Regions from separate parts of the Homo sapiens genome. Here all the other regions are linked to region 2. A link is a contact called in ENCODE Hi-C or POLR2A ChIA-PET data. All regions are on one chromosome and are shown on one strand. The core of a region is the stretch at or near the end of the contact, and the rest is flanking DNA. Distances in the headings are between cores, read along the strand shown.

Region 1 (2,700 bases), core at 170-2,669, 840 kb before region 2:
GAGCTGAGATTGCGCCACTGCACTCCAGCCTGGGTGACAGAACGAGACTCCGTCTCAAAAAAAAAAAAAAAGGCCAGGCAAGATAGTGCACACCGGTAATCCCAGCTACTCAGGAGGCTGAGGCAGGAGATCGCTTGAACTCCTTTTGACTCCGTTTCAAAAAAAAAAAAAATACAAAATTTAGCCAGGTGCGGTGTTGCGCACCTGTAGTCCCAGCTACTCGGGAGGCTGAGGCAGGGGAAGCCCTTGAACCCGGGAGGTGGAGGTTGCAGTGAGTCAAGATCATGCCACTACACTCTAGCCTGGGCGACAGAGAAAGACTCCGTCTCAAAAGAAAATTAAACGTGTGCCATGACATGCTGGGGACTCTAAAAGACTCCATCCACATGTCCCTCTACCAGCCACACCCACTCTGGTTCAAACACCAGCCTCCCCTAAGGGCGGCGTCACCTGCCACTCCCAGAGCCTAGACTCCACCTCACTCACGTGCTCAAAGCCCGGTAGTGGCTTCCCAACCCTCTCAGAACAAAACCCAGCCTCCTTATCCGCACCTTCTCTATCTAAGCCTTCCAAGTTCCTCTTCCCCGCCTTTCTCATCCTTCCCAGCACTCAAGAGACAGCCTTCAAAACCACTTCTAGATAAAGAGCAGCCCTGCTTTCCCGTCCCATCACTCTGTTATTATTTGCACACCATTACCTGTATCTAGAGCAACATCGTTCACTCATTTATTTGTACCCTGTAGCCTCCTTGTCCCCACTGCCTAGGACGGGGCCCGACACGCAGCAGGCACTCAGTGCACAGGTGCTGAATGAATAAATAAAATGAATGAAAATAAAGCGAATGCCAGGGAAGCCGAGGATTTTGTCCCCAGGCGGCTTCTGTAAAATTCTTTCATTTTTTTTTTCCCCCCAAACCACGTACCCGAGGGTCGCGCCAGCCCGACCCTGCGGCACCCCCACTCCCCACTCCGCGCGGGACAGGCCTCGGCAGCCGCAGCGTCTCACCCGGTCTTCGCGGCCACGTGGGGAAAGGTGGGGCGCGCGGTTGTCACCCAGGGAGCCGCCTCTAGCCCCTTCCGGCCGCCGTACGCGCGCAGGCGCTGTGGCGCCCCTAGGCTTGGCCTCCCAGAGACTCGCGGACGCTCACGATAACCAAGGACGACCGCGAACCAAGGTAAAGCCAACGAGGCCACCTCGTGCGCGACGGAGGCGTCTTTGCCGCCCCTTCCGGGACGCTCACGGTGGTCGCCGCCCCCAGCAGGGAAATGTTTTGCCTCCAGAGCGTCCGCCCAGAAGAAGCGGACAGCGCGCTTGCGCAAGAGAGCCGGGCCGCGGCGGCCCGCGCCTGCGCACCAGGACTCGGCGGCGGCTTGCGCCTGCGCGGCGCGGCGCTGCGGAGACCGTTGGTTCATTTGCATGTCCCCGCCTCGCGCGGCGGCGGCGGCGGGTGAGGAGCCTGAGGCGGCGGCGGGGGTGGCTCCGCGCGCGGTGGTCTCGGGGTGAGGCCCGGGCCCTGGCGTCGTCGGTGGGTGGCTCCCGGGGTGGGAAGCTCGGGCTCGGCCTTGGGGGCCCGCCCCGGGCTCCGTGATGGCGTCGCAGGCTCGGCCCTCTGGCTGCGGCGGCGGCCGCGTCCCCGCCGGGTTGGCCTGGGTGGCCGGCTGCGGCCTCCCGGGCCCGGCGCCCCCATTTCCTCGCCCGCAGAGGCCGGGAGACGGCGGGCCGCGTCCACAAAGGCTCATTGGTTCAGTCGTTCATTCATTCCTCCCGAACTCGGAGCGGCCCCCGCTCGGGAGGAGATAACGGCGCCCAGCGCTGCATCGGGCCCTTGCCCTCTTTAGAACCGGTTCAGCCCCCACACCAGCCCCTTTACTGGCTGCCCATTCCATAGGTGGGGAAACGGAAGCACAGAAAGCTTAGAATCGTGTGATTTGAACCTGGGTCACCTGACCCGGGAACCCTGCCCTTTGCCAGCAGAGAACAAGGGGGCGCCCCGGGAAAAGGGCTGAAGGATGGGACTGGGGGAGGCGGGTGGGGGAGGCGGTGATCGTGATGGGAAATGGACCCTACGGGTTGTCTCTTGAAGTTGGAGGTTTTGCGAAGCGGGATATCTTGATGGTTAAGGATGCAGCCCCTGGACCCCAAAATGTTGCTTAATCTTTTTACTCATTCTTCGGGGCTTTGGATGCACGAATACCCTTTTTGCCAGGTTCAAATCTGGGCTGTCTGGTCTTGAATGGGTCGTTGAGTCTGTCTCCCTTTGCCTCCTCACCCTAATGTCATTCATAACAGGACCCGCCTCTTCAGTGGGTGGTTGGGAGATCGCGCAAGGACCCAGCGCAGAATGAACTGTCACTAGTTCATTGTCATTGGTTGGGGGTCCCGCCACTCACTGTCAAGAGGCTTCTTTTAGAAGGGAAGGAAGTTCTCAGAGCCTCTGTGCCCTGCTGAGTCTGTGAATGGGAAAAGAGTGATCCTGGGCCAGGCGCAGTGGCTCACGGCCTGGAATCCCAGCACTTTGGGAGGCCGAAGCGGGCGAATCACTTGAGGTCAGGAATTCAAGACCAGCCTGGCCAACATGGTGAAACTCCATCTCTACCTAAAATATAAAAATTAGTCGGATGCGGTGGCGGACTCCTGTAATCCCAGCTACTCAGGAGGCTGAGGCAGGAGAATTGCTTGAGTCCAGGAGGCGGAGGTTGC
Region 2 (2,700 bases), core at 6-2,505:
CGGGCTGGGAGGTGGAGAATGAGAGACTCCTCTATTAATACCGCTGTCTTTACCGAGCCTAGGGCTGGCACGGTTGCACCCCATTAAGTCTAGCCTCAATTTCTCTTCCTTCAGGCCTCAGAGCCTTTGCATTAGCTGTTCCCTCTGCCCGCTGGTTCCCTCTTCATGTCTCAACTGAGTGTGGTCCCCTTCTTTGGGAAATGCTCTCAACCTCCCGCCCAGGGCAGCCCCAACAGATACAGTCCTCGTCCCTCCTACACTCGCCAGCGTTCACATCGGCCGAGTCCGTCCTGTCCCCGCTGTGACCTGGCTCCTAGTCCAGGGCGACCCAAACAGGGGGCAAATTGGAAATGCACCTCTGCATCCTTCTTAACACAAAGCTGGCTCCACCCCTCCCGACCTATGAGAGGCAAAGCCTAGGCTTAGGAGGCTCCTTACCCAAGAAGTACCAGACGCCCAGCAATGGAGAGGCTACCAGCTGATCCACGAGGACCTTCTTGAGGACATTTGGGAAGCCTCGGAGGCCAGACGCAGGGAATAGGCGGTCCAGCGACAAGTACCAGTAGTGCAGGAAGGGACCCATGCTGCAGCCCACCGCAAACATGCTCGCTATAAGAGTGTAAGTCAGGGGGCTGGGTCGGGCCGGCAAGTTCCTCAGTCCATTCCCTCTCTCCCTCCCTGGCTAAGGCCTGGGTAAGCCCAATGCCATCCCGGAGCCTCAGCCTCACCGGGAAAACCGGAAGAGCCCACCCGTGCATTCTTCCACTACAAGCCCCACCAGGAGGCGCGGCTCCAGAGGCTCCTGGGTAGTGGGCAGAGACCTCCGGGGGTTGGGAGGTGATGGAGACCCAGAGCTGCGGGGAGACAGACACCCGGGGAGAGGCGCGGTCAGGGCAAGGGTCCTGCGGGGGACTGAGGCCACGGGTCAGGGGTCACGGCCCGCAGTCGGGTGTCGGGATCAAAGGTCGCCCGGGGTGAAGGACTAAGCAGCGTGGCGTCCTCACCGGAGCGCCGTGGGTCGAAAACCTGGCCGGGCCGGGCGCGGATCTCCCAGGACTGGCGCACGCCATCACCGGCCGCCATGAGCGCGCCGCAGCCCAGCGTGTTAGTGACGAGCAGCGCGCGGCCCTGGAATAGAAGCTGCCCCGCGGATAACAGGCGGCGTAGCCGGCGCCAGCCACCCCGCGCCATCGCCCTCAGGAACCAAGGAACCGGCGCGCCGCTCTGCTTTCGCCGCGCCGACCAGTCGCGAGTCACTGTCGATCCCAAATTGCCCGCCCCTCCGGCTCCCCGGCCAATCGCATAAGGATCTTCAGTCCGCAGGTCCGCCCCGAGCCGCGACGCGTTCACCAATCGCAGGCAGCCTCGGGGAGCCACATTGCCCGGCCCGAAGAGTATTGACCAATAAAAGGCAGGCGTTCTATCCCAAGGTCGAGCCCCCAACGACCTCCCGAGCTTCACGGACCAATCGGAAAAAAGAATTGCGTTACGTCCCGCATGCCGATTGGTAACGTTGCACTCTTGTTTCCCCGCCCCTTTCTGTGCCAGCCTATGGGAAACCGTCGCAGCCCCGTCCTACCGACACGCCCAGGACGGCACTGGCCAGTCGCAGACCGGCGTCACGCTGGCAAATCAGTGACCGTCGTCCCGCCTCCCGCGTTAGGGTTGGTCAATCTTAGGCAGTTACAACGCCTTCTGGCCTGGTTGCCCTACGTATTTCCAGATTCTCCTGGACTTAACCAGAAGGGATGTGATCTGTGGCCAGAAACAATTATATCCTAATTATACCGTTCCCGTAGGGAACAATTATTTTTTTTCTTTTTTTGAAATGGAGTCTCGCTCTGTCACCCAGGCTGGAGTGCGGTGGCGCGATCTCGGCTCACCGCAACCTCTCCCTCCCGGGTTCAAGCGATTCTCGTGTCGCAGCCTCCCAAACAGCTGGGATTACAGGCACGGGCCACCACGCCCAACTAATTTTGTATTTTTGGTCTAGACAGGGGTTTTGCCATGTTAGCCAGGCTGGTCTCGAACTCCTGACCTCAAGAGATCCACCCGCCTTGGCCTCCCAAGGTGCTGGGATGATGATAGGCGTGAACCACCGTAACTGGCTTAAAAAATGATTTTCAATGGAAATCCCTATGCATTCTCTACTAGAGTCGCAAACTACTGCCTGTGGGCTGTTAACTGTTGAAGGTGTGCAGGTTCTTGGCATCTTGAACAAAGAATTGGACAAAGTGCACAAACAAAGCAAGGAAAGAATGAAGCTTAACAAAAGCAGAGATTTATTGAAAACGAAAGTACACTCCGCAGGGTGGGAGCCAGTGGAGCATACGGACTCAAGAGACCTGTTTAAGAATTTTCTGGGGTTTAAATGCCCTCTAGAGGTTTTCACTGGTTACTTAATGTACGTCCTATGTAAATGAAGAGGATGAAGTAAAGTTACAAAGTCATTTACTGGATGTATGCCCTCTTTAAATGGAGAAGATATTTCCTGTCATAGCTGAATTGTTTCCATTTGATTTGGCCTTATGTTCCCTGCCTCCAGACCTATTCTCCTGCCTCAGGGCCAAATCCTGTCCCTGCCTGTTTTGTGCTGCTCATGATGAGCTAAAGGTGTTTCTTACATTTTTTAAATGGTCAGTCAAGAAGGTGGGGATTGGCCAGGCGCAGTGGCTCACGCCTGTAATCCCAAACAGTTTG
Region 3 (2,700 bases), core at 30-2,529, 1.0 Mb before region 2:
GGCTGAGGCAGAATTGCTTGAACTCGGGAGGTGGAGGTTGCGGTGAGCAGAGATCGCACCACTGCACTGTAGCTGGGGCGACAGAGCAAGACTCTGTCTCAAAAAAAAAAAAAAAAAAAAAAAAGAAAGGAAAAAAAAGCCGGGGCTCTGGGGTCAGCTGTCTGGGTTCGAATCCCTCAATTTATAGGCCGTGAGAACTTGGGCACGTGACTTAACCTTTGAGCCTCAGTTTCCTCCACGACAAAATGTGGAAATGAGACCTACAACGAATTATGTCTGTACATAGCTTATCGGGGGATCTGCTAAGCGTGGAGCTCAATAAATATTCGCTATGGTTGTTGGGAGGGGCTCCCCATAATGAGTGACGGCTCAACAAAGGTGCGATTGGTCCCAGTCCCACCCGAGCCTCCTAAATCGATCCAGGAGGTCCACTCACCTCCCCACGAGCCTCCTCTGTCCCCCCGCGCCGAAAGCCCAGTTCTCTCAAAACTTGGGGGCCCAAGTCACAAACTTTTCTCTTCCAATGGATATAGCAGGAGGCAAACTGGAGACCGGACCCTCAGCGATCTGGCTTCCTCTGCCGGGACAGAAAGCAACTTGATACTCGACCGCTACCCCCACCCCAGAGCTCCCCCACTGCGCTTGCGCACCCCCGCCCCCCAAAAGTGAGGAAGGGCCCGGGCAGTAAGTGCTGCCTCTGGCCCTTTAAGACTTAGGGGAGGGCGTGGGTTCCGCTGGGGTCCTGGGAGGGCAGTTGCGCCTGCGCCTTCTTTTCCCCTCCTCACCGACTCGGAGGGAATGGGCGGGGCCTAAAGGGCTCTGAGAATTTCACTACGCCTGCGCCCGCTCACCTTTACCCTGCCCACAGATTTTTCCAGAGGGAGCCAATTGGCTCCGGCTTCGGGTAGATGGGCGGGGCTATCTCAAGAAGAAGAAGTAGGGGAAGTACGCGGGGCGTCTGGAACTTAAAGGGGCAGCGTACCTTGGCCGTCCCGTTCCACAACAAGGTCCCTTCTGCGGTCTCAAAGGCTTATAAGCAAGGGCGGGGGCAGAGGGCTAAAGAAGGGAGTTTTTGCGGCCCGAGTGGGTAATGCGTGGAGGACTCCCCCAACTCGTCTCTCAAGGAAAAGGGGGTTCAGAAAGGGAGAGAGTTCTTCCCCCTCTCCTGCCTGGGTGTCGCTCCACCAGCCTCCTGGCCGTCGCGCCCCCTCCTCACTGCGCCACCCCCGGGTGTGCCTCCTTCCCTGCGTCTCACACAGCCCCTTTCTTGTCCGCAAAGACTGAGGAGCGGGGAGGGCGGGCCCTCTGACACCGGAACAGGAGCCGTGCGGCGTCCGGTTTCAGCAGGGAAGGCTTAGGCGGGCGTCCCAACCTCCGGGCTTCCGGTGCCGTTTCCCGGTTCGCTCGGCCGCGGTCGCTATGGAGGAGCCGGAGATGCAGCTCAAGGGGAAGAAAGGTGGTGCGGGCCTGCGGGCGGGACAGAGGGGGCCGGTAACTTGTGGAGGGGCGGCCTGACAAAGGCCGGGCGCGGAGGGACCGTGCGAGGAGCAGTGATTGAACTGCCGTCCAATCCCAGCTCTGCCGCTGACTAGTTTTGAAACCTGTAGAAAGGCTCCGTGTCTGCTTTAATTACCGGTCCCCCCAGGATTGTTTCAAGAATTCAGTAGCTGAGGCTGGGAGTGGTGGCTTTGTAATCCCAGCACTTTGGGAGGCCTAGGCGGGAGGATCGCTTGAGCCCGAGACCAGCCTAGGTGACATAGTGAGATCTCGTCTCTAAAAAAATACAAAAATTAGCCGGGCGTGGTGGCGCACGCCTGTGGTCCCAGCTACTTGGGCGGCTAAGGTGGGAGGATTGCTTGAGCCCGGGAGGTCAAGGCTGCACTGCAGTGGGCTACGGTCGTGCCACTGCACCCCCAGCCTGGGTGACAAGTGAGACCCTGTCTAAAAAAAAAAAACTCAACAACCTGATATTTGTAATGCATTGGAAGAATCCCCGGGGCGTAGTAATCGCTGTGCGTCTTGTTTCCTTTTTTTTTTTTTTTTTTGAGACAAGGTATCACACTGTCGCCCAGGCTGGGGTGCGGTGGCGCGATCATGGCTCACTGTAGCCTCGATCTCTCTGGCGCGGGCGATCCTCTTGCCTCAGCTTCTCCAGTAGCTGGGACTACAAGTGCACACCACCACATCAGGCTAATTCTTTAATTTTTTTTTTTTTTGACGGAGTCTCGCTCTGTCACCCAGGCTGGAGTGCCGTGGGGGGATCTCAGCTCACTGCAACCTCAGCCCCCTGAGTAGCTAGGATTACAGGCACACACCCCCATGCCCAGCTAATTTTTTTGTATTTTTAGTAGAGACGGGGTTTCACCTTGTTGCTCAGGCTAGTCTCGAACTCCTGACCTCGAGTGATCCACCCACCTTGGCCTCCCAAAGTGCTGGGATTACAGGTGTGAACCACTGCACCCAGCTAATCCCCTATACTTTAAATCACCCTAGATTACTCACATCTAGAATACATAATACAGGCCTACACATCACTTCATTCACATGGATTCAAAGAAGTGCTTCGTGTAGGGCAGATTGAAGTTTTGCTTTTTGAAACTTTGTGGAATTTTTTTTTTCCTATTTTCCATCCACGGTTGGTTGAATCCACAGATTCGGGAACCATGGATAACGGAGGGCATGAGTATGAGGCATGAGCCA
Region 4 (2,700 bases), core at 168-2,667, 950 kb before region 2:
GAGCCCCCAGGGCCACAAGTGAGACTGGTTTGACTTCTCCATCCCAGGGAGACTGCGCTTTTGCCCTCCACCACGAGGTGGCGTGCGATAGTGCGCTTAGGATTCAGCACTTGCCAGCCGAAAGTTAAAAAAATAAAATATAAACCAGGCCCGGTGGCTCACGCCTGTAATCTCAGCACTCTGGGAGGCCGACGTGGGCGGATCACCTCAAGTCGGGAGTTCAAGACCAACCTGATCAACATGGAGAAACCTCATCTCTACTAAAAATGCAAAATTAGCCAGTCGTGGTGGTGCATGCCTGTAATCCCAGCTACTCGGGAGGCTGAGGCAGGAGACTCACTTGAACCCAAGAGGCGGAAGTTGCGGTGAGCCAAGATCACACCATTTCACTCCAGCCTGGGCAACAAGAGCGAAACTCCGTCTCAAGAAAAAAAAAAATTAATACACAAATACATAATAAAATGTAAAAACGAAAAGGTAATTACTCAGGCCCCACACACAGGAACCCACCCCCATAAAGATGCTCAGACACTCAGTCATACCCAATATATGTCTACACTCAGGCAGACACACTCATCCACAGAAAGACAAATGGCAAAACCGGGGCACAAACACCAGAAGCCCTTTCCTCCTAGCGGTGAAATAAAGAACATCAGATCCCTGAAGCTGACATTTGGTCCTTGATCCAGCCACGCCTGAAGCTGACACTATGGCTAGTATTTTCTGTCACATGAGCCAAAAATTTTCCTTTTTTGCTTGAACCCATGTTAGTTGATATTTTGTGGAGCACAGCCAGAGTCCTAGCTGATAGAGATGAATAAGGCACTTGCCAGGTGAAAAAGATTGAGGCATTCTTTTTTGCTTTTGTTTTGTTTTTATTTTAAGATTGAGGCATTCTTGAAGGCATTGCAAGATGTAGGATATTTACAAAGGCCTGGAGGTATGAGACAGCATGGTGGGTGCAAGTTGTACTATAGGGTGCACAATAGTGCTAGCAGCAGATTTAAGTCAGGCAGAAGGGTCTGAATTCAGTCTGAGTACTTAGCCTACTTAGTACTTAGGAGTACTAAGTACTTCGTCTACTAAGTGGGAGCCATTGAATGTTCTTGATGGGGGGAGGGAATTCTACTCTCAGAAATGTCCCTTAGGTGGGAATAAATGCTTTCGCTGCAAACCTTTGAGATAAGTGTAGGAAAGAGAAAACTAAGCCTTAAGAGAGGTCGGCCACGCAGGCCTCCCAGACACAATCTTCACTTTGATCGATCCGAACCAGCGTATCTGAACTACAATTTCCGGCATGCAACGCGAGCGGCCTCCTCGTCCCTGGTGATTTGCCGGCTCAAGACACACTGATTGGTCGGACGGGATGCTCGTCAGACCAGAGTCGGGCTCTAATTGGTCGAGTTTCCGCAGAGTGCCCGGAGCCCTAGGCCGGTGGGTGAGTGCACCGCGTTCTCGCACGCGTCATGGTGAGCGAGCGTCCCGCGAAGTGGGGGGTTCTGCAGGGCCGAGGTCCAGCCGAAGGGGTCCAGGGAGACACTGAGGGAATGGATTGGGGTTTCTTCTTGGGGATTGGAGGCTCTGAGGGATTCGGGGGCACGCTGAAGGCCGTGTGTCCCTCTCTGGGAGCCCTGCTCTCGCTACAGGACCTCCGAGGGAGTCGGCGGGAGTTGTACCCAGGGGGACTAGAAGCCCCTAAGCGTTCTGGGGATTCTGCCCTCGAGACCTTTTAGGGGTCTGGGATCCTTTTGAGGGGTCGTGGTCCCACAGAGGGGACTGGGGACCCCAGCACATTTGGAACCTGGTTAAGGCGGTGTGGGGTCCTGTTGGGGGTCCACTCTGGGGACGGGGGTCCTGCAGGAGCGTGGGGGCCGCGCCGACAGGATCCATCGGGGGTCCCTGCTATATCGGGGTGTGTGGAACGGGCAGGGGAGGCCGTGGGAGGTGGACTCAGGAGGTCTGGTTGGCCTCAGGGCGGGCAAGGTTCTCAGAGTGGGAGACAGGAAAGTTGGAACCTTCAGGTCTCACGCGGCTCTGGGTCCAACCTATTGAGTGTGTTCTTAAAACTTAGCCCAGCCCCTGGGGGTCAGGCTGGTGCAGGGAGATGGGGGACTCCCACAACCCTGACGGGACCGGCCTGGGCAGAGAGAGGGACGTGGAACTGGAGGGTCTCTGCCTGGGACCATCCCCGAGGAGGGGCGCTGGAGATGGCCCTGAAGGAAGGGCACTGATGGCCGGAATTATTGAAAGTGGGGCGTCGTCCCAGGCGGAGGTGCAGGACGCCGTAGGAGATGAAGGCACAGGCTCCCGGGAATGAGGAGGGAGGCTGCATTGATTTTATCAGGGTTCTTGAGTTCGAGAATCGTAAATCCAGTGAAGGGAAAAGAAGGAGCTGATGGAAGACTCCAGAAAATTCTTGCAGATGTCTGCAGAGCCCTGACCCTGAGACAGGAGGCTGGGTGGAGGGCAGGGCCATCAGAACATCCCTGGACAGACCTCTGGGAGCCTTAGGTGGAGAGATGCACCCCTCCACCACCTTTTCCCTTGGGGGGTTTTGGGGGGTGGTGGGGTCATTGATGAAGAGCCCAAAGGTCCAGGAAGACCTCTGAGACTCCAGTGGTTGGGTGCAGGGAGGGCTGAGGAGAGAGCTGAGCTGTGGGGAGGTGGAGGGATGGTCTCTAGCTATGCCTGCAGGGTGCA
Region 5 (2,700 bases), core at 1-2,500, 930 kb after region 2:
CTTTGGGAGGCCGAGGCAGGTGGATCACCTGAGGTTGGAAGTTCGAGACCAGCCTGACCAACATGGAGAAACCCCGTCTCAACTAAAAATACAAAATTAGCCGGGCGTGGTGGCGCATGCGGATAATCCCAGCTACTCGGGAGGCTGAGGCAGGAGAATCGCTTGAACCCGGGAGGGGAGGCTGCGGTGAGCCGAGATCCCGCCACTGCACTCCATCCTGGGCAAAAAGAGCGAAACTCCGTCTCAAAAAAAAAAAAAAAAAAAAGATTGGTTACTAAGAAGGAAGAGGGGCGATGAGCCGCTTACTGATGATGAGTCACTCCTCTTAGGGAGTCACTTTCCTCAGCTGCAGAATGGCTGCCTTTTACACCTCTCAGCCGAGCAGCCACTCCGACATAAGATAACAGTCCCCCCTCTTTTTTCCTCTTTTTTTTTTTAACGTAGTGCTAGCCCCATGCCCCTACTCGGCCAGTGAGCACATCCCAGCTCTCTGGCCACTGAAAATGGCTCAGGGATGGGCACATGACCCAAATCAGGCCATTGAGTGGCAGCTCTGCAACTTCTAGCAGTGTCATCAAGGAAAAGAGACTCTCATTAGAGTTGCAGAGCTGGTAGAATAAAGTTGAGAGCTGTGAGGGGCCCCTTTTGCCTCGGTAAAAAGCGAAATGGTCTCCACCGAGAAAACTGCAGATCGAATTCTGACCACCTGGACCCAGCTCCTGTTAGACCCAATCTATAAGCCACCAACTTCCTTTTCTTCCTTAAGCCAGATTGAGTAGGGTTTTCTGTTACCTAAAACTGAAAATGTCTTGGTGAATAAGGGAATAATAACCTCTAGGACACCCTCGTCCCTAGCGGGTGTCTGCATGAGGGAGAAGCAAAATATTAGTACTGTGGTTCCCCTTGGAGAGAAACAGGACGCGAATGGAGCAGTTTGTCTATCTGGGAAATAGGCACGGGCTTCCCAAGATGGTCTTTGAGCGCCTTGCAGTCCCCACACCTCTAAGAAAAACAAGGCTTTAGCGGCAGCAAGAAGGATGGAGGCTACACTGCAGGAGAAACCAGAAATAAAGGCGGAAGCCCCAGGAAAGGCGAGGAGCTGGATCTCTTGGGGCAAAGGGAGCTGGGCCCCTAGGAACGGGCCCCACACGCTTTCACCACCCACCTTCGGCTCACCGTAGCCTGAACCTCCTTCTAAATCAGCCGCCGACTCACTAGGAAGCCGCCATCTTTACAGCCGGAAGTTGTACGGCGCAGCCCCGACGCCTCCTGGGAAATGTAGTTCAGCGGGCTGCAGAACAAGCAGAGACAGAAACTGGTTGAGGCTAGAAAGAACTTGGAAACTGATAGGCTGAAACTGGGTTGGGGGTGGGGTTTGGAGTGAGAGCTGCCTGGAGCTGGGTGCGGCGGGACCTGGAATGTGATTGGCTACACTGGAGCAAAGTATGAAATGTGATTGGATTAAAAAAATTAGTGAATTTTTGTTTTTGGCCGAATCAGACTACAATAGTCAGTGCTTCTACCGTGATAGGCTGAAACGTGGAATAGAGGTGGAGCTTGCAATGTGATAGGCTAAGAGGGACGGAGAAGGCCGATTTAGGGAAAGAGGAGGAGCTGATTGGTGATTGGTGGAGCTGGCCTGAGCCTCCATGTGGGGCAGGTATTCCCATGTGGGTGTGGCCTGAGCATCCAGGGCCCTTCCCAATTACTTAATTCTTGTTCCTTATTTTACATATATTTGCATGAATCAAAAAATACTTACTCTGGTCTTATTGGGTCACTGTAGGTGGAGCGAAGCTAAGTCGGGCCTATTTCAAGCCTACCTCTTTTTTCATGGCTTTTTTTTTTCTTATTTTTAGAGACAGGGTATCGCTCTGTCGCCCAAACTAGACTGCAGTCACGCGATCATGGCTAGTCACTACAGCCAAGCGATCGCTCAAGTAGCTGGGACTACAGGCGAGGACCACCGCATCAGACTACCCTAGGCTTCCTTCCTTTTTTTTTTATTTTTATTTTTTAGATGGAGTCTCACTCTGTCGCCCAGGCTGCCGTTGTCTTCTTAGTGCACACTTCCCCCTTAGCCCCAGAAGTATTTATTTATTTATTTTTATTTTTTTGAGACAAGAGTCTTGCTCTGTCGCCCAGGCTGGAGTGCAGTGGCTCAATCTCGGCTCACTGCAACCTCCACCTCCAGGGATCGAGCAATTCTCCTGCCTCAGCCTCCCAAGTAGCTGGGATTACAGGCATGCACCACCAGGCCCGGCTGAGATATATATAGTATTTTTAGTAGAGCTGGGTTTTTGTTGTGTTTTTTTTTTTCGTTTTTGTTTTTGTTTTTTTGAGATGGAGTCTCGCTGTGTCACCTAGAGCGGCTCTTTGAAGGCTCTAAGCCTTTGCCCAGGAAGTTCCTTCTGCCTGGAATGCTGTTCCTCCTGTTGCTTTTCTGGCAAGTTCTTTATGCTTCAAAGCTCACCTTACACAGCCCCTCCGGCTATTCTCGAATTAGAGCCTGGCCAATGTGGCCGGCTTCTTTGACCCTCAAAAAAAAAAAAACAACTGAGGAGTTGGGGGCAGTGGCTCACACCTATAATCCCAGCATTTTGGGAGGCTGAGGTGGGTGGATCACGAGGTCAGGAGTTAGAGATCAGCCTGGCCAATATGGTGAAACCCCGTCTCTACTAAAAATACAAAAAATTAGCT

The links. A loop is a pair of places that touch in the nucleus more often than their neighbours do. ChIA-PET counts read pairs that join two places held with the same protein, here RNA polymerase II (POLR2A). Pooled maps may share reads with other maps.
Region 1: a pooled map shows a loop between it and region 2 (17-fold over the local background). The contact joins the promoter of SUGP2 here to the promoter of MPV17L2 in region 2. A Hi-C loop is called at or near these places in 2 of 37 single-sample maps with no recorded cell type and 7 of 50 pooled maps.
Region 3: a pooled map shows a loop between it and region 2 (18-fold over the local background). The contact joins the promoter of RFXANK here to the promoter of MPV17L2 in region 2. A Hi-C loop is called at or near these places in 1 of 168 maps with a recorded cell type or tissue (naive thymus-derived CD4-positive, alpha-beta T cell) and 9 of 50 pooled maps. POLR2A ChIA-PET finds 5 or more read pairs at or near these places in 1 of 52 experiments (activated naive CD8-positive, alpha-beta T cell).
Region 4: a loop to region 2 is called in a map of B cell, with 16 times the contacts of the local background. The contact joins the promoter of TMEM161A here to the promoter of MPV17L2 in region 2. A Hi-C loop is called at or near these places in 1 of 168 maps with a recorded cell type or tissue (B cell) and 5 of 50 pooled maps. POLR2A ChIA-PET finds 5 or more read pairs at or near these places in 1 of 52 experiments (Caco-2).
Region 5: a loop to region 2 is called in a pooled map, with 6 times the contacts of the local background. The contact joins the promoter of BABAM1 here to the promoter of MPV17L2 in region 2. A Hi-C loop is called at or near these places in 5 of 50 pooled maps. POLR2A ChIA-PET finds 5 or more read pairs at or near these places in 2 of 52 experiments (HEK293 and activated CD8-positive, alpha-beta memory T cell).

What each region holds. Positions count from the first base shown.
Region 1 is chr19:19,032,236-19,034,935 of GRCh38, reverse strand. It overlaps SUGP2 (SURP and G-patch domain containing 2), which reads left to right and starts at 1,419. Exons shown (of 11, transcript NM_001017392.5): 1 at 1,419-1,499. ARMC6 (armadillo repeat containing 6) reads right to left here and starts at 1,333. Exons shown (of 9, transcript NM_001199196.2): 1 at 1,006-1,333; 2 at 698-805. The coding sequence starts at 726. RefSeq lists silencers at 1,330-1,759, 2,180-2,259 and an enhancer at 2,186-2,687.
Region 2 is chr19:18,191,773-18,194,472 of GRCh38, reverse strand. It overlaps MPV17L2 (MPV17 mitochondrial inner membrane protein like 2), which reads right to left and starts at 1,255. Exons shown (of 5, transcript NM_032683.3): 1 at 1,005-1,255; 2 at 439-609. The coding sequence starts at 1,191. RefSeq lists an enhancer at 1,111-1,160 and a silencer at 1,551-1,730.
Region 3 is chr19:19,190,837-19,193,536 of GRCh38, reverse strand. It overlaps RFXANK (regulatory factor X associated ankyrin containing protein), which reads right to left and starts at 1,279. Exons shown (of 10, transcript NM_003721.4): 1 at 983-1,279; 2 at 437-577. It overlaps BORCS8-MEF2B (BORCS8-MEF2B readthrough), which reads left to right and starts at 1,385. Exons shown (of 12, transcript NR_027308.2): 1 at 1,385-1,456. BORCS8 (BLOC-1 related complex subunit 8) reads left to right here and starts at 1,385. Exons shown (of 6, transcript NM_001145784.2): 1 at 1,385-1,456. The coding sequence starts at 1,420. RefSeq lists an enhancer at 413-502.
Region 4 is chr19:19,137,195-19,139,894 of GRCh38, reverse strand. It overlaps TMEM161A (transmembrane protein 161A), which reads left to right and starts at 1,417. Exons shown (of 12, transcript NM_017814.3): 1 at 1,417-1,469. The coding sequence starts at 1,467. RefSeq lists enhancers at 1,010-1,199, 1,480-1,689, 1,174-2,035 and a silencer at 1,340-1,419.
Region 5 is chr19:17,265,993-17,268,692 of GRCh38, reverse strand. It overlaps BABAM1 (BRISC and BRCA1 A complex member 1), which reads right to left and starts at 1,250. Exons shown (of 9, transcript NM_014173.4): 1 at 1,166-1,250. RefSeq lists enhancers at 762-1,473, 981-1,480, 1,741-2,200.